2 separate regions of the Homo sapiens genome follow, and region 1 is linked to region 2. The links are chromatin loops, found by intact Hi-C in ENCODE. Cell type or tissue: psoas muscle. All regions are shown on one strand. Each heading gives the region's core, and the rest is flanking DNA. Links, peaks and the distances in the headings are about the cores only. Region 1 holds the start of SENP1 (SUMO specific peptidase 1). Region 2 has its middle 9.2 kb from the start of ASB8.

Region 1 (9,812 bases), core at 995-8,994, 61 kb after region 2:
TTTGGGCACCAGTAGCTCTGTGCTCATCTCTGTTGTTTGACGACATGAGTTCCTCACCATTTCACTGGTGCCCTATAGTGATGCATTGCCTAGAGGTGAGAAATGGAGCAAGGCAGTGGCATCCATCTCATTAGAGCAGATAACTACCCTCGTACCTCTCCAATCCATCCTCCACCCAGGAGCCAGAAAGATGTTTTAAAACGCAATATGATCCTATCATTCTTCAGTGATTTCCCAGAGCTCAAAAGTGTCCATAAGACCTAGAAGGCACTGCACAATCTGGCTCTTACACCACCTGTACAGTTCACTCTCCCGCTATTCCTCCCATCATCAAGTCACATTGGCCCATTCTGCTCTTTCCCGTTTCACAGCCTATTGTCCCCTTTTCTGGAAAGCTCTTCTCTCTTTGCCTGGCTAATGCATACTCATCCCTCAGGTCTTCCTGAGAAAGGTTTTTCTGACTTCTCAGGCCATATTACACCCCCTGTTTTATCCTCTGATTACATGGAGTTATTTTCCTTCATTGCACTAACACCATTCTAGTTATATAACCATGTGTGTGATTGTGTGATTACTGTCTTAGTCCCACAAGACTATAAACTTCATGAGAGCAGACAATGTACCTGTTTTGTTTACTACTTTATTCCCAGTGCCAAGTACAGTACTTGACATAGTATGTGCTCAACACATTCTCTTGGAAGGAAGTCAAAGAAGGAGGAAGAGTAGGAGGGAAGGAGGAAGGGAAGAGGAAAGGATGAGGAAGGAAGCAGGGAGGTAGGCAGAAGAGGAGGAATGGAGGCCTTATTGGTGCTGGGAAAATATTAGATTTCCTTTCTCTAGTAGGAAAGCTGAAAGGGTTAAGAGTGGCCACTTAACTGAGCCACACAGACCCCAGGATTTAAAGGCAGAAGTTGAACATCAGAATTTTGTCCATGAGACAATGCTGAGTTCAAACCACAGAAGCAGGTCCAAATGAGTCATCAGAGCAAAGGGAGTCTGAGGTGAGTTTTAGGTACACCAGAGCAAAAGGAGAATGAAAAAAGCAGGAAAGATGAGGGCAAATAAGAAATAATCTGTACAAATTCAATAAACAATAGGAAAAAACCATCAGCTGGGTTTATTTCTTGCTGCTTTCTATGCAGGGGCAAAGGAAGTCTGATTAAAGGGATGTAGACCACAAACAGTTGCAAAAGGAAGAAAAGAAAAAAGGAAAGAAAAGAAAAAGAAAGGAAGGAAGAAAGAAGGAAGGGAGGGAGGGAGGAAGGAAGGAAGGAAGGAAAAGAAAAGCTGGCTCTGAGCAGTCAGCTGGCTGTTCTCTTCCCTACATCTCTATGGCATCTTATTTTGAACCAAAGTTATTTTGAACCCTACATTTCTATGGCATCTTATTTTGAACCAATTCAACATTTTGAACCAAAATTATTAAGTTCTTAACTTACACATTGTTCCATATTATCTCCCGTCCTTAATCATAAGCTCCTAGGGAACAGGGAAAGTGTCTATTTCATTTTCTCATTTCCTACAGAGTCTAGCCCAATGATTTCAAATAGTGAGTGCTCAAAAATATGGCTAAATACTGATATATATTTCATAAGTGCTAGGAGTTGTTACTTTAATGAAATTATCAACTTTCTGAGGAAAACCTTTTAGTCCTGAGTTCCTTCTGAAAATATAAGAGAGTTGGGGTAAATAATCGCTAAGGCATTTCCAAAGTGTAAGCTATTGGGGCAATGGCAAGGATATGCCTTATACATATGTTTTATAATCTATCATTTCCAGTATATTATTGGGCAAATAGCGGGAACTCAATAAAGGTTTCCAGTGAATTGACTCCAATATAGATGTATTTAAGTTAAGACGAAATACATAGATGTGTTTCTGAAGCTTCATATAAATTGCCTGTGAATTGAACATTTAAAAATACATGAGAAATCTATTATTAAATGGTTTCCTAAGATGAAAATTTTTTACAATATTTAGAATCATTTTGTAAAATAATAACTCATTTAGTCAACTTTCTTAAGTTTCACATATTTATATATCAAGGATGCTGACAATAGGATAAACCAGATTAGTAGTTTACAGTTATGAGCCAATTGATTTAATATTGACCAAATTAAGTTATTCTGCATAGAGATGTGTCTGTTTCCCTACAATTTCCCAGATGATCCATCCCCACCTCTCTCCCTTCTTCCTTTCCCTCCCCATCCCTCTTTCTCTTTCTCTCTCTCTTTCTCTCTCTCTCTGTTTCACACACACACAGACTTTCCCCCTTGGGTCTTATATTTCAGCTTTAGTAGGTCTACGCTGATTTATAATACTATGCATACAACTTTCACTTTCCCATATTCCTTTGAACATTTCTCACTGTTGACCCACATGCCTCACCAGTTTTGAAAACAGGTATGCTTCCCACGGTGTCTGGATCATCCATAGTATCTAGACTCTTCAAGATGTCTGTCTTTGGTGGTGGCTTTGGTATGAGCATGCTGGAAGTAGAAGCTTCCCCAGCTGAGAAACAATAGCTTTAGGTCACCCTCAAGGTGGGATTCTGGGAAGGGAGTGTTCCTTACTCCCTTTCATTTTCCCTATGACTCTGAGCTGTCCAGGGCTTTCTTTCCAAAAATCCAGTGAAAAATTAGAGACGCGATGTACCTCAAAAAGATTCTATTCCCTTGACATACATGGGGGAAAGCAGAACATATAACTAGATACTTTGAGGTGGGGTGGATGAGAAGGCCATTTTTCCTTAGGGCTTGATTTATCTGATAGTTTTGGAGTGTCAGTTATAATGACAATAAAGATTCCCACAGATGAGCCCAGACTGGTCGAAGTAATTCACATAACAACACAATAATGACAAGCTCATGGGATAAATTTTGTTCCCCCCTCAACTCTCAAGTCCTCCTTATCTGCCTGGCATCTATCACAACAAACCAGGTCAAAATCTTACCTGGAAAATACACGACTCAGTGATCAATATTTTATCAAAGTGAGAATGTGATAAACAAGGTCAGTTGACCCCTAAAATCCGTATTTACACTAGAAAGCCTCACATCCTGTATTTAGACTTCTTGTGAGAGAACCCATTCTCTGTCACTGGAGTATGATCAGGAGACAAGGGTACCTGTTCTCTGAGGAGTCCTGACTAACTGGCGAGACTGAATCACACACATGAAAAATTTCAGATGAAACTCGTCTTTATGCATGGCTGCCTCCTAGAAATAGAGACAGAGTTTAATCCAAACGAACAGAGCTGTGAAATAAGATGTCAGTGACTGACATGGACCAGCTACACTCATGACTACTTGGCCTTAGGACTTGACAATATAATATAAAAGTATCAGCACATGAGGCAATACAAATAATCTACTTTGATGTATTTGACAGGGGAGGAAACCCTGAACTCAGCAAGCTGCTGAGAGTATCAGAAAGGCTGGGGGCCTCCAGAAACTGCCCTTCTTTAAGTCTGAGCTCAGACTGTGCCTGTGGCTGTGATCTGGGTGTAAAGGACCTATTAAGGGGGCATTTCTCTAAGACTTCTACAGGGCCTGGGTCCAGAGGCCTGCCAAGCTGAGGTGCTTGACAAAAAGCCTGAATGAACAAACATATTTCTTCCCATTATGTTCTCTTAGAAAGTATGGCAGATTCCAGGTTAATCAATGTGTCCCAGGAACAACAAAGCCCTTCAAAGGTCACAGGTGATTCCTGGGTCCTTCTCTATCTCTACCCAGAAAAGCAGATCTCTAGTGGGCTCCCAAAAGCTTTCCTCACAGCTCTGCCTGTTTCAAATTCCTCCAGAGTTCTGGAAGGTTCTACATCTTGCCAGAGTCTAGCCTAATCCGTCCTCAAGTTGCTTGTTTGTTTGTTTGTTTGCTTGCTGAATGGTCAATCAAGTATGAGGTGGTGCAGAGTACAGGATTGCAAGTTAAGAAACTTGTTTCCTAGTCCTAGATGGGCCGTGCACTTAAAACCTTTGGGAAATCACTTCACTTCTCTGAACCTGGTAAGACTAAAGTATCTCCAATAACCTCTACAAGCACTAACGTTCTGTGATTCTCAATAAAACACGAGATAGCCTGAGATCGATTTAGATCTCAGGTCCCTATCTGTCGGGGGAAGCCACAGGTTTCCGCAGATTTAGGGCCACCGCGAAAAGCTGCCATGGAAACTGGAACGCAAGCAAGCAAAACTCGCCGGGCGGAACCAGAAGGCGGCGGGTAAGGGAGCAGAGGGAACAGAGAAAAGCATAGGACGAAGGGCTCACTAACAGTATTCCGAGTACGAGAAAGCGAAAAAGCCCAGACTGAAAAGGGTACTGAGAAATTACGACTAGTCTTAAATGCTCCCTTCGCTTCTCGGGCCTCGCCACACCGCGCAGGCGCCCCACTGGTCCTTAACTCTGTTCTTTGACCTCCTGCCCCAGCCCCCTCCTCTTCAGCCACCTAGCGACTCTTCCGGTGCTGTGAAGGCGGTTCCGGTTCGCGGCGGTTCCCGGGTTTTGCGTTCCGCGCCCGGCCGGAAACCCCTTCGCATGGCAGCCGGTTCCGGTTCGGTGAGTGGCGGCGGGAAGCTGGGGGAGGGGTGAGGATGGAGGGAGCCTGGTCCAGGAGACTGTGTCGGACCCGGTCAGCCGGCCCGGGCTGGACTGGGCGGAAGCGGGGAGCACTGTGGGGCCGGCGCCTTTTCCTCTGCCCCGCCCCCTGGGACCACCTCCCCTCCCCCCTGCTGTCCGGTGGCCGCGCTGTGGCCGCCGGTGGCCGTTAGGCTACCTGAGGCCGTTCCTTCTGGTCTCTCTCTCCTGGGCCGCGGAGAGACCGTCTCCCTGCCGTTACAGCAGGCCCCATCCCAGCGCCCAGCCGTACTTGGGGAAAGGCCGGTTGCGATTCCGGGGCTTTCCCGCCAGAGCTGGGTCTTCTCTGGGGAGAGCTGTTTTCACCGGGAAGCTCGGCTTTCTGTGGTACCGGCTTCATCTCCCGCCTTCCTTGAGACCCGAGTGATATTTCTTGACTACTTCTGCGTCTCACGTAAACATTTCTCCAACTCTCCTACTCTGTGGTATCTCCCTGAGATGTGATATCGCTAGTGCCACCATCAGAAAGAAACGTCTGGACCCTCCTGCTCAGGTTATGAAAATCCCCTTAACTGCCACAATTTGCTTACCTGGCTCATCGCCTCCTGGTAATTCCCTTGAACCGTCTCTTTCTTGGTGTACCCTAACGTGATCTCTGGATCTATGCCTCGTTTCTCTTTCCTTGAGCTTGGTGATTTCTGTTTATCGGTGCCTGTGCAGTATTTCCACTATCTTGTTAGCAGTAACTTGCTTCTTTATCACTTTCAAGTCAGCCTTGTTAAAGTCATTTTACTTCATATTTGGTACACTTATTATATTTGGAGTGGTGGTGATTCTTGTAATATTCATATAAAGCCTTTTATCTACTACCAACTATTTGACTGAGGGTCTTTGTTATAATTGGTTATTCTGGATGTATTAGATCTCATCATCTCCTAAATCTTTATTCTTCATAAAAATAATTTGTGTTAAGGACTCATGTTGAAATACAGATTACCCTGACTTTGAAATTACAGTTAAAGCGCAACTTTAAGCATCTCTATAAGCATGATCCCTTAACCTACTTCCAGTTTACACTCTACCACCCTTTATTTTTCCTCTCTAGTCCCTTTTAGGAAGGCTTATTCATTTTTAACTGACTTCAATTAATTATCCCAACTGCAAAGATGGTCTTCATGTCACTCATCTAATGAGTTGTCTAGAGGGAGTGGATGGGTACAAAAACAGGTTCTGCTACTTCTGGCTAAGGGAATGCAGTTGTTGACTTGCATTGCGGCTTTGGAACTCTTGTCCTTTTCTTCCCAACTTCTACATCTTCTATCAGTTGTACCAGCTCTACTGTCTTGCGGTACCTGTTTATGGATCTGGCTTTCCCTACTGGACAGTGAGCTGCTCAGTGGCAGGGACCCTTTCTTAATGCACGTAGTCGGTGCACAGTAAATGAATGTGTATGAAAGAATTTGAACACTTAGGGTTTACGGCGTTAGAGTGTTAAGGTATTTAAGGTGTTAGAGTGATTGGGAGAGATTACATGTAAAAATAGAAGGAAAGAACCTCAAACACATGACGATATAGTACAAACTATTGTACACATAATTGTTTTTCAGAACTTGGAAAAGGGTGATTTCACATGGTTGCTTTCACACCCTTCTTATATCATAAATTGTTCTAACCACATCTTGGTCCTGGATAAAGCTAACATTGCGTCTCTCTCTCTCTCTCTCTCCCTCCCTCCGCCCCCCCCCCCCCCCCCGTCTCTCTCTCTCTCTCTCTCTATATATATTTTTTTCTTCTTTTTTTAGACAGAGTCTCGCTCTGTCACCCAGGCTGGAGTGCAATGGCTTGGTCTTGTCTCACTGCAACCTCCGCCTCCCGGGTTCAAGCGATTCTCCTGCCTCAGCCTCCCGAGTAGCTGGGATTATGGGTGCCTGCCACCATACCTGGCTAATTTTTGTATTTTTCGTAGAGACAGGGTTTCACCATGTTAGCCAGGCCGGTCTTGAACTGCTGACCTCGTGATCTGCCCACCTCGGCCTCCCAAAGTTCTGGGATTACAGGTGTGAGCCACCGTGCCCAGCCTCAATATATATTTTCTAGTAACTTCCTTGCAGCCCTAGACATTGTCTTTCATAATCCCCTTTTTGCATATATGTAAGGTTATAAGTGTTTCACCGCAGTTGTCAAGACTGTGATCTTTTTTGTTCTTTCAGGTTTCCCATTATCTTGTGTTCCACTACTAACCTGACTTCATCTGAATGTCTGTAACAGCTTATGTTCTTTCAGTAAATTACATGACCAGTGTATACTAGGAAATGAATTATTAGAATCATTTTTTTTAAAAAGAAAACATTTTTACAGTTGCTTGAATTTGGTGGCATCAGAGGTTCCAGATCCAACATTTTCATGGAGAATCTTGGGGTAAAATATTCCTTCTCCCAATGTAACTGCAAGTGGCTAAAAGAATGTACCATAAGCACACTGAAGTAGCTGGATGTATTTGTAGTAAAATATAAATGTGGGGTTTTAATTATTTAAAATTATAAATCAGTGTGGATTCCCCAGGGTTAGTGAGGGATTACTTTTAAATTGCCAGTGTGTATTAATCTTTGAGGTTGTGTTAAAGGATTTGAAGTTGTATAATGTTTGAAATGTGCATTTGCCCTGGAGTCAGGATACATGGATTCTTGTCTTCTTTTTGCCCCATCTGTGTGATTTCAGGGAAGTCACTTAACCTCTCTGGATATAATCGGTAAAATTCTTTGAATTTCTAGCTTCCTTTTCTCTTCACATCTATCCCAACAAAATGCAAGGAAATTGACATGGGATTATTCTGTTGGGCACCAAGCTTTTAAGTTGGCATTCTTCTTAATAATAATTTTAAAAAGGCTAGTAATGACAATTATGAAGCAACTTTAAAATGTCAAAAAAGTGTTGCTAATATATTAGTTGATAAGATTTTTTCCCCCTTAATCTGGAACCCAAGGGAGTCTACTCTATTAAAGAAGAAAGAAGGGGAAAGAATAACCTGAAGAATTTTTAGTAAAGAAGCCTTTTAAGTTGAGCATTTGGAAATATATTTGAAGCATAAATCTAAGGCTTAAATTCTTTAGGGATCCTTCCTGGCAAGACTAGGTAATCAGATAATTACTCTGCTTAGTCTATAGCTATGCCAAGAAAACTTTTTTTTTTTTTTTTTTTTGAGACGGAGTCTCGCCCTGTCGCCCAGGCTGGAGTGCAGTGGCCAGTGGCGTGGTCTCGTACGCCAAGAAAACTTTAAGCTGCCTTCCTTTGTGTGACTTTCATTATTGTGACCACAAAGAATGCCTATTATCATCATCCAGCCTCATGAATACATTGAAGCCCTAGTATTGCTATGTGGTTGATGAAGTGCTTAATATTTTTTAAAAATATGGTTATAAGATTATAAATATATATAGGTGTGACTATTACCATCCCTAGTAGCCTCCTCCTCTTGGAAATCTACCAAGACCATATGTGCCGAGGATATGTTTATTAACCTAGTTCCAAGCAGTTTGGTTGTGTTTTTGTGTTTGGTTTTTTTTTTTTTTTTTTTTTTTGAGACAGAGTCTTGCTCTGTCGCCCAGGCTGGAGTGCAGTGGCATGATCTCGGCTTACTGCAACCTCTGCTTCCTGGGTTCAAGCAATTCTTCTGTCTCAGCCTCCTGAATAGCTGGGATTACAGGCACGTATCACCACACCTGGCTAATTGTTGTATTTTTAGTAGAGATGGGTTTTCACCATGTTGGCCAGGCTGGCCTCCAAGTCTTGACCTCCTTGGCCAAGTGATCTGCCCTCCTCGGCCTCCCAAAGTGTTGGGATTACAGGCGTGAGCCACTGCACCCGGCCAGCAGTTTGGTTTTTAACATCTTTATTTTGTGGAAAAAGTGGATACATCAGAGGAGACAGTAATTTTTATATAGGCAAAGGGGCTTTGGTTTGTAGCAGTTTGATTGATGATGTTGGGGGAAGTACTTTGTATTACTCCAGAGTAGTTCTTGATTGTCATTAGAGTATCAGGCTACTGAGTAAGACATGGAAGAAAAGTCTTAATAGGACCATCACAAAGTCTGTCACTTGTTTATGAAGTGATTTAGCATGAGGTAATAGAACAATGGATTGGGAAGAATTTCTAGGTTATAATTTCGGTGTAGTTGCTAACATTATGACTTTATGCAAACCACTCAGTCTCTTAAGGGTTGGCGCTCCCAATTTGCTTCTTGCTTTAATATTCTGTGATTCTGTGCGTAGTCTGTAATTGCTGTTTAATGTAGTACAGGTTGCAGAAATGTTTGGAAGTACCTCAAGCTAGTTTTAGTTTTTACTCTTTTCCCATCAAGTCAACTCTTTACCACCTTAGATTTTTCTCCACTAAGAACACAAACAAATGTCACTTCTAGTGGCTGCACCTTCTAAAATTAAGTGAAGTAGGTGTTTCAGTATGTAATTTTTCTGTTTTGTGTCTTCTTTTATAGGACTTTGTATCTTTGCTAAAGTCAGTGATGTGAAAAGACTTGAAATGGGTAAGACTAACTAGCTGTTGAATCCTTTTAGCTACTTTCATTGGTTAAGCTGTAGTGAAAGAATGGGTTTTCCTAACATTTTCAGTATTTGTATCTTTGTGCTTAATAATAATTTTAAGAGAAATTTTAATCCTAATTATGTAATACTATATACCAAACAAAATTATTATTATTGCTATTTTTGAAACGTAGTCTTGCTCTGTCACCCAGGCTGGAGTGCAGTAGCACAATCTCAGCTCACTGCAACCTCTGTCTCCTGGGTTCAAGCAATTCTCCTGCCTCAGCCTCCCAAGTAGCTGGGATTACAGGCATGTGCCACCACGTCCGGCTGATTTTCGTATTTTTAGTAGAGACGGGGTTTCGCCATGTTGGCCAGGCTGGTCTCAAACCCCTGACCTCAGGTGATCGGCCCACCTCAGCCTCTCAAAGTGCTGGGATTACAGGCATGAGCCACCGCACCCAGCCCACATAATTATCTTTTGGTTAGAACATTGTTTATATGCTCATTTAGGAGTATTATCTCATTGATTGTATTGAAAAAGTTAAGTATACCCTAGCAAACATTTACTGTGTACTAGACCCTGTTCTAAGTATTTAAAATATATTGGTTCATTTAATCCTTATAACCATCTTACAAGGGTACCTAATAGTACCTACCAAGTAGGTTACTGTTGTTATCCCTATTATATCACAAGGAA
Region 2 (8,892 bases), core at 893-8,892:
TTGCCCAGGCTAGAGTGCAGTGGTGTGATCTCAGCTCACTGCAACCTCTGCCTCCCAGGTTCAAGTGATTCTCCCGCCTCAGCCTCCCAAGTAGCTGGGATTACAGGCATGCAACAACATGTTCGGCTAATTTTGTATTTTTAGTAAAAATGGGATTTCACCATGTTGGCCAGGCTGGTCTTGAACTCCTGACTTCAGGTGATCCACCCACCTCAGCCTCCCAAAGTGCTGTGATTACAGGCGTGAGCCATCGTGCTGGCCTCTCCCATTTCCATCCATTTCCTTCCCTACTCTTGTGTAGATAACCATTTTTATTACTTTTATATTTACTAGTCTTTTATTGCTTTTGTCTTTCCAATGCTTCATTTTGCACGAAAGTAGCTTCTCATAAAATATTGTGGCTATCATTCTAGAGCAACACATACATATATTCCTCATGTTTATGGGTTCATAGTACTCCACTATATACTACAGTTTATTTAACCACTCAACTGCTCCCCTATTGATGGATATTTGGGGATTTTCTAGACTTGTGTCATTCAAAATACCACAATGAATACTAGCCTTGTGTATATATTATTTCTTTTTTTTTTTTTTTTTTTTTTTGAGATGGAGTCTCGCTCTGTCACCCAGGCTGGAGTGCAGTGGCGCGATCTCGGCTCACTGCAAGCTCCTCCTCCCGGGTTCACGCCATTCTCCTGCCTCGGCCTCTCCGAGTAGCTGGGACTTAAAGGCGCCTGCCACCACGCCCAGCTAATTTTTTGTATTTTTAGTAGAGATGGGGTTTCACCGTGGTCCCGATCTCCTGACCTCGTGATCCACCCGCCTTGGCCTCCTGAAGTGCTGGGATTACAAGGGTGAGCCACCGCACCAGGCCGTGTATATATTATTTCAAATTTGTACAGAAGTACTTTTAGTGTAGAGTCCCCAAAAATATCATTGCTGGGTTAAAGGACAGATTAATCCATTTGTAATTTTGCTAGATTGTACTAAATTCCCTTCCTTAAGGACTATATCACTCTATACTTCTACCAGTAGCATATCACTGTGTCTCTTTTCCCTAGAGTTTTAGCAACAAAGTGTACTCTCAAACTTTTGAATTTTTGCCAACATAATAAGAAATGCTGTTTCAATGTAATGTAATTTGCCTTTCTTTTTTCAGTGAGTTGTGCATGTTTTACTATTTTAAGGGCCACTTGCATGAATTGTTTCTATCTGTTCATGTCTTGTGCTCATTTTTCTACTGGATCTGTGTCTTTTTATTTCTCAGAGCTCCTGTAAATTAGGGAGATTACTTTTTATTCTGTTGTAAAAATTGCGATTGTTTTGTCCAGTGACTCATTTGTCTTTGGCTTTGCTTATGGTATTTGGGCTATACATTTTTAAAAAAACAATATATAATAGAATTGGGTGGCTGGGGAATTCATGTGTAGATCAGAGTGGAAGCAGGTGTGAGAGGGTCCAGCAGAAGAAAACATGGCAGCCAAAGTGTTTGAGTCCATCGGCAAGTTTGGCCCGGCCTTTGCTGTTGCAGGAGGCGTGGTGAACTCCGCCTTATATAATGTGTATGCTGGGCGGCAGAGCTGTCATCTTTGACCGATTCCGTGGAGTACAGGACATTGTGGTGGGGGAAGGGACTCACTTTCTCATCCCATGGGTACAGAAACCAATTATCTTTGACTGCCATTCTCCACCTCGTAATGTACCAGTCATCACTGGTAGCAAAGATTTACAGAATGTCAACATCACACTGCGCATCATCTTCCGGCCCATCGTTAGCCAGCTTCCTCGCATCTTCAGCATCGGAGACGACTATGATGAGCGTGTGCTGACGTCCACCACGACCAAGGTCCTCAAGTCAGTGGTGGCTAGCTTCGATGCTGGAGAAGTAATCACCCAGAGAGAGTTGGTCTCCAGGCAGGTGAACAACGACCTTACGGAGCGAGCAGCCACCTTAGGGCTCATCCTGGACGACGTGTCCTTGACACATCTGACCTTCGGGAAGGAATTCACAGAAGCGTTATAAGCCAAACAGGTGGCTCAGCAGGAAGCAGAGAGGGCCAGATCTGTGGTGGAAACGGCTGAGCAGCAGAAAAAGGCAGCCATCATCTCTGCTGAGGGCGACTCCAAAGCAGCCGAGCTGATTGCCAACTCACTGGCCACTGCAGGAGACGGCCTGAGTTGCCCAAGCTGGAAGCTGCGGAGGACATCGCGTAACAGCTCTCATGCTCTCGGAGCATGATCTACCTGCTGGCGGGGCAGACCGTGCTCCTCCGGCTGCTCCAGTGAGGGCCTGCCCACTCTGCCTGCACCTCCGCGGGCCAATTGAGCCACAGCCCCGATGATTCTTAACACCGCCGCCCACCCCCTCCACCCCAAAAATCACTGTGAAATTTCATGATTGGCTTAAAGTGAAGGAAATAAAGGTAAAATAACATATATATATACATATATATGTAATAGAATTGACTAGTCTTTTATTGATTCTGGGTTTTGAGACATAGGAATGCTTTGCCCGCTATTCCCAGGGATGCATGGGTAGTTTACACAGAAATCTACACGTGCCTTCTTCTAGACTTGAAGAGTTTCCATGTAGTCATGTTTAGCTAACGAAGCCACGTGGAGTTTTTCTTGGATGTGCAGTATAAGCTATGGATCCAATGTTACCTTCTTCCACATGGTACCCAGTTGTCTCAACAGCATATATTTTTAAAGTCCATTTTTCACATTGTTTTATAATGTCTAACATACATTAAATTTTTATATGTACTTAGATTGATGCCTAGACTTTCTACTATGTTCCATTAGTGTGTCTGTCTATATGCACCAATTTTATACTAGTTTGATTATGAAGGTTTTGTAATATCTTAAATGTCCGATAAGACTGGCCCCTCCTCATTGCTCTTCTTTTCAGGACTTTCTTGGATATTCTTGTTATTTCTTCCATATGAACTTAAGAATCAATTTGTATAACTAAAAAACAAAGTGAAACAAAAAAACCCTTGGCTTTTTTATTGGAATAATGTTAAATTTACAAATTCACTTAGAATGTCTTTCATTTTTTTCAGGTCTGTTTTATGTCTCTGAAGCTATTATATTAATAGTTTTCCTCATAGGCTTTACATATTTCTTTTACCTTTATACCTAGGAGTTTTGTAATTGTGGTCACTATTACCAATTGGCTCTTGATTCCATATTATTTTCTAACTGGTTCATCCTTGTATCTTACGTGTGAAGCCTGTTGACTTCTGTATATAGCTTTTATATTCTGCTACCATATAGATTCATCTTTTTGTTTGTGTAGTTTATTCATTGATTTGCTTTTGTTATCTAGGTATACCTATATCATCAACAGTTTTCACACATCCAATAGGTTTCTTTTGTAAAAATGCATTGGCAAATACCTCCAACATCGTGTTAATGTTACAGTAATGGTGGGTATCCTTGTCTTGTTTCAGACATTAACAGGAATGCCTCCAGTGTTTTCCTATGAAAATAGTAAGATGATGATAAACAAGATGCTGTATGATGTTAAGAAAATTATCTCCCATTCTTCTTTTGTAACTTACTTTTATAGGAAATTCAACTTTAATTTTTTCAAATGCTTTTTCAGCACCTAGGAAGATAATTACAGGACTTTCCTTCTTAGATATAATTATATTAATTATATTAATGAATTTCCTAACATTGGACCATCTTTACCTTCCCAAAACAGTTTCTACTTTGTCATGACATACTGTGCTGTCTAATTCAATTTGCTAATTTTTTTAAGCATTTCTGCCTATGATATTCATAAATGATATTGGTTTGTAATTATCTCTTTTGTATAATCTTTATTAGGTTTTGGTTTCAATGCTATATTTATGTCATTAAAAATTTTTGAATTGGGATAAGGGGTCTTCAAAGAATATCATTTTAAACCATCTTGGACACTTTTAGAAAGAGATATATATATAGGCCAGGCATGGTGGCTCATGCCTGTAATCCTAGCACTTTGGGAGGCTGAGGTGGATAGATCACCTGAGGTCAGGAGTTTGAGACCAGCCTGGCCAACATGGCAAAACCCTGTCTCTACTAAAAATACAAATATTAGCTGGGCGAGGTGGCATGCCCCTGTAATCCCAGCTACTAGGGAGACAGAGGCAGGAGAATCACTTGAACCTGGGAGGCGGAGTTTGCAGTGAACTGAGATGGCGCCACTGCACTCTAGCCTGGGCAGCAGAGCAAGACTCCATCTCAAAAAAAAAAAAAAAGAAAGAAAGATATATACACAGAGTCTCTCTCTCTCTGTTGCCCAGGCTGAAGTGCAGTGGCACCATCTCAGCTCACTACAACCTCCGCCTCCTGGGTACAAGCGATTCTCCTGCCTCAGCCTCCTGAGTAGCTGGGATTACAGGCACTCATCACCACGCCCGGCTAATTTTTGTATTTTCAGTAGAGGCAGAGTTTCACCATGTTGGCCAGGCTGGTCTCGAACTCCTGACCTCAAATGATCCACCCACCTGGGCCTCACAATGTGGTGGGATTACAGGTGTGAGCCACTGCGCCCAGCCTAGGAGTCATTCTTGACCACAATACCCTTCTCCAACTTGTAACCAATCACCAAGTTCTATCAGTCCTAACACTAAAATATTTCAAATTCACCCCCTTCTCTCCCTTTCTATGGCCACCACTCAAATCTAAGCCTGCTTGACTTTTTGTCCAGATCACTTAGGCTGCTGTTTTCTCTATTTTAATCCTTGCCTTGGCTCCACTATAATCCATTCTTCTTTAAAAAGTCAAAGTGGTCCTTTAAAAACACACATGTGGTCATGTCACTTGAATAAAACCTGTTGATAGGCTTCTTGTTCTTTTGGGATACAGTTCAGAATCCTTAACATGTCCCCCAAGACCGCACCTGATCTGGAGCCTCCCTACCTTTCCAGCTTCTTGTCTTCTCATTCTGGCCTCTTCCTTGTCTTCCAGGTTCCTAAGCTCTTTCCTCCTTAGGGTCTTTGAATACCCTGACCCTGCTCCATTGGCTGGGAGGCCCCCTCCCCACACCTCCACACCTTTGACCTGGTTGTTTCCACCCATCTTCCAGGTCTATGCTCAGGGAAGCTTTTCTTGACCTCCCAGCCTGAATTAGGTCCTCTACTGAATCATCCTATTACCCTCTCTACTATTTCTCTTTGTTTATTTGGGCACTATAACAAAAGTACTGTAAACTGGGTGTCTTGTAAACAACAGAAATTTATTTCTCACAGCTCTGGAGGCTGGGAAGTCCAAGAAATCCCAGATGTTGGTGTCTGGTGAGGCCCCACTTGCTCATAGATAGAACTTTCTCACTGTGTCCTCATATGGTGGAAGGGGCAAAGTTCCCTCTTTTAGAAGGGCACTAGTCTCATCACGAGGACTGTGCTCCTATGACCTAATAACCTCCTTCATGAAGGCCCCACCTCTTAATACTGTCACCTTGGGGGGTGGTTAGGATTTCAACATATGAACTTTGAGATGACATAAATAGTCAGTCCATTGCACTTTTCCTTTACAGAAGTCATCACTATTGTGACTATTTAGGCATACAGGTGACTATCTAATATTTGTTTCTCACATCAAACTGTAATTTTCCTAGTGATCAGGACCATATTTCTCTTGATCTTAGCTGGCTGGATCTTTAGTGTCTATCACAACAAACAGCACAGTGACAGAACTTAATAAGTATTTGTTGAATTAATGGGTGAATTAATCAATCAACCAATTAATGATATAATCAAAGACTCAATGAATGAACCAAGAACGAATCATTCAACTTTGGGCAAGAAGCAAGAAGGAGCAAATGCTCTACTTGCCCTCCAGGGGGAGACACACTCCCATTAGAAATAGCATAGACCCAGGTGAGCAGAAAATTCTGACATTGATTGTAATTTGCTTCTCAAATGGATTCAGAGAACCAGATCTTTTTTCTTTTCCTTTCTTTTCTCTTTGTCTTGCTCATAGAACTCTCCAGATTAATCTGGACCACCCAATTGTACCAAGCAAGTAGTCATTTCCTCTGTAATTTCCCTCCCCTGGACGACATTAACTCTCCTACCAGTTTGTCCCCTTCAGTCTTGATTTGCTAGGTAATTTAGCTATAAATGCCTACATTCTTGGAAAAATAGTATCATATATATATATAATTTCAGTATTATCATTAAAATTGTTATTTGTATTTTTACTGTACTTTTTTTTTCAAAATCCTTCAGGCAATTTTTCTCTATGAAGACTGAAAATGTTTTATAATTGCTCTGATAGTGGAAAATATTGGTAGACTATATGACCAAAAATAATAACAAAATATTGATTAAAAGCCAATTTTTAAAAAATAGATAATTCATAAAATTTCCCAAGCCCTGGGGAAAGTTAAAAGGAAAAAAAAAAAAGAGTAGAGTTTGGCTATTGAGCGCATGTCTGCCTCTGAGCAGTTTCTGAAAGAAGTCCTTGTTTAATCCTGATGGCATGTCTTGGGAGAGTATCCCTGCTGCACATTAATACTGTTCTTTTCTTTGCTGAATTACTTTCTCTAGTACAAGGTTTAAGCATATGAAAGGTTTCATGAGACTTACATTATGTTTCCTCTGAACTTTCTTTTTCTTTGCTCTAGTTCCAAAGCTTCCTTTTCAATTTTTCTACGTCAGGGACTAGGACATAGAGGCACTCCACTATTCCCATTTTTGGGAGATCTGTTCATTTTAGTTCAATTCCATTGTATTTATTAAATAACTATTGTGTGTTTAGAACTGTGCAATGACAAAAGAGATGAGTATAGAAATCTAAATCTCTGCTCTTTTAAAGGCGCCACAATGTAACTGGGAGGATGAGATATTTGGTAACCTCCTTGAACAAATATAAAATCATATAAAGATGACATGTCAACATTTATGTAGTTTACAAAACCACTTTTCACAAATGTGGTCTAGGTTTTATGAAATTAACTTTTGGAGTAGGTGTTAATACTCTCATCCCATTGTACAACTGAGACTCAGGTAAAGTATTACTTACTTTAGTAAGTAATTTTACTTTTACTTATAAAAGTACTTACTTTTACAAGTAAAGTAACTAGAGCTACTATCAGAACTGGAATCTTGGTCTTTATGAAGTTTGCATAATATTACATTATTTCTAAATATGAGGAATGTGCTATAAGTGATAGTCCTAAAAATTGAACAAATTCAAAGTAAAGTAAAATATTCCATTATTGAAAGAAAGCTATTTTTTCCCAACTAGCCAACTAGTCTGACACTTGGATCTTATTTTTTTACCCTATTTTGTAAACATTGACTGATTCCCTCTCTTTCCTTCACTCTTAGGGTATCTCAAACTCCCTTTTGGTTTGTTTCTTTTTCTTTGTTGATGGAGAACTTATTTGAAAGGGGTCCCTTTTTACTTAACTTGCTTTTTTCTAGGAAGGGTGTCAGGGAAACGTTGCCATCAACATTAGCCAGGCAACCCCTGATAGAGAAGGATGGGGCCTTTAAGACAGGGGAGTATTTGATAATTTCTGGCCAGAGATTTTAAAAGCTGTTGTGAAATGCTTCATGTTACCACTTAGAAGCTTGCAATGCAGAATTCCTCTCCCCCAGCACACTGTCACTCTGAAAGATCCACTCAAAATCAGGAAAGGGTATGGAGCCAGCCAAGTGAATAAAGGTTTTTTACTCCAATTAGGAGTTGCTCAAAAGCCTGTGGCCATTCAGTACTGGCAAGACTCAAAGGGCAAGACACCCAGGTCTGTAAACTGGGATACCCCGTACCCGCAGAGTCTGGATACTAATACTGCTGAACAGTGATAGCAGCAATCATTACAGGCAAAACATCATTATCAAATTTCCAGATCAAGTTTATGCCAAGGTCTGAAAATAGGAACATTCGTCATACTGTTGATCAACATCATCTAATGAGCACTTCTTGAGAGCGGAACTGGAATCAGGAGGGAAGGGAAGAAAAAAAACAGTGGCCTAAAAGTCTTATGGGAGACACAGCACACTAAAACACAAAATTCATGGAATCACTTGTAATCAAAACATCAAGAACAGAAATAACCAACTAAAATATGCAGAGATGGAATCTGAATAGTGAATGCAAGATACATGGGCTGTGATCAAAATACAAGTTTATTTTTTGTCTTTTTCCACTTTAAAAATATTTTTTTTCTTGCCGGGCATGGTGGCTCATGCCTGTAACCTTAGCGCTTTGGGAGGCCAAGGCATGGATCACTTGAGGTCAAGAGTTCAAGACCAGCCTGGCCAACATGGTGAAACCCTGTCTCTACTAAAAATACAAAAAATTAGCTGGGCATGGTGGCAGGCACCTGTAATCCCAGCTTCTCAGGAGGCAGAGGCTCGAGAATTGCTTGAACCTGAGAGGCAGAGGTTGCAGTGAGCCAAGATGGTACCACTGCACTCCAGCCTAGACGACAGAGCCAGACTCCATCTCAAAAAAACAAACAAACATTTTTTATTGGAGGATAATAATCTCCTGCTCCTGAATAGAAAATTGGGAAGATCCCCTGACTTTTTGGTCACTCTTTGATAATTGGCAATCCTTTAAGTAACAGTCACTTTAAACCAAAAAGTCTCGGCCGGCCATGGTGGCTCACGCCTGTAATCCCAGCACTTTAGGAGGCCAAGGTGGGCGGATCATGAGGTCAAGAGATTGAGACCATCCTGGCCAACATGGTGAAACCTCTTCTCTACTAAAAGTACAAAAATTAGGCAGTCATGGTGGTGCCTGCCTGTAATCCCAGCTACTCAGGAGGCTTAGGCAGGGGAATCACTTGAACCTGGGAAGCGAAGTTTGCAGTGAGCTGAGATCGTGCCACTGCACTCTAGCCTGGCAACAGAGCCAGACTTTGTCTCAAAAAACAAAAAA

The links. A loop is a pair of places that touch in the nucleus more often than their neighbours do. Peaks named below come from ENCODE experiments on the same cell type or tissue, not always from the same donor. Only the 100,000 strongest peaks of a DNase experiment are listed, where the experiment ranks them.
Region 1: it touches region 2 in a loop (2.5-fold over the local background); 74 of 110 quality-filtered maps call a loop at or near these places.

The regions. Positions count from the first base shown.
Region 1 is chr12:48,100,771-48,110,582 of GRCh38, reverse strand. SENP1 (SUMO specific peptidase 1) reads left to right here and starts at 4,504. Exons shown (of 18, transcript NM_001267594.2): 1 at 4,504-4,555; 2 at 9,067-9,114. The coding sequence starts at 9,111. It also overlaps a transcript of PFKM not described here. RefSeq lists enhancers at 3,758-4,631, 4,917-5,126, 4,632-5,507 and a silencer at 4,637-4,776. In psoas muscle, for the core only: no CTCF peak of the experiment used is centred there; a DNase peak (open chromatin) is centred at 4,512; H3K4me3 peaks cover 2,791 bases; H3K27ac peaks cover 2,576 bases.
Region 2 is chr12:48,162,244-48,171,135 of GRCh38, reverse strand. It overlaps the pseudogene PHB1P18. Among named protein-coding and RNA genes, the nearest start is that of ASB8, 9.2 kb to the right of the region's middle. RefSeq lists silencers at 5,716-6,010, 5,776-6,070. In psoas muscle, for the core only: a CTCF peak has its summit at 5,844 (motif pointing right); no DNase peak of the experiment used is centred there; H3K4me3 peaks cover 2,326 bases; H3K27ac peaks cover 3,082 bases.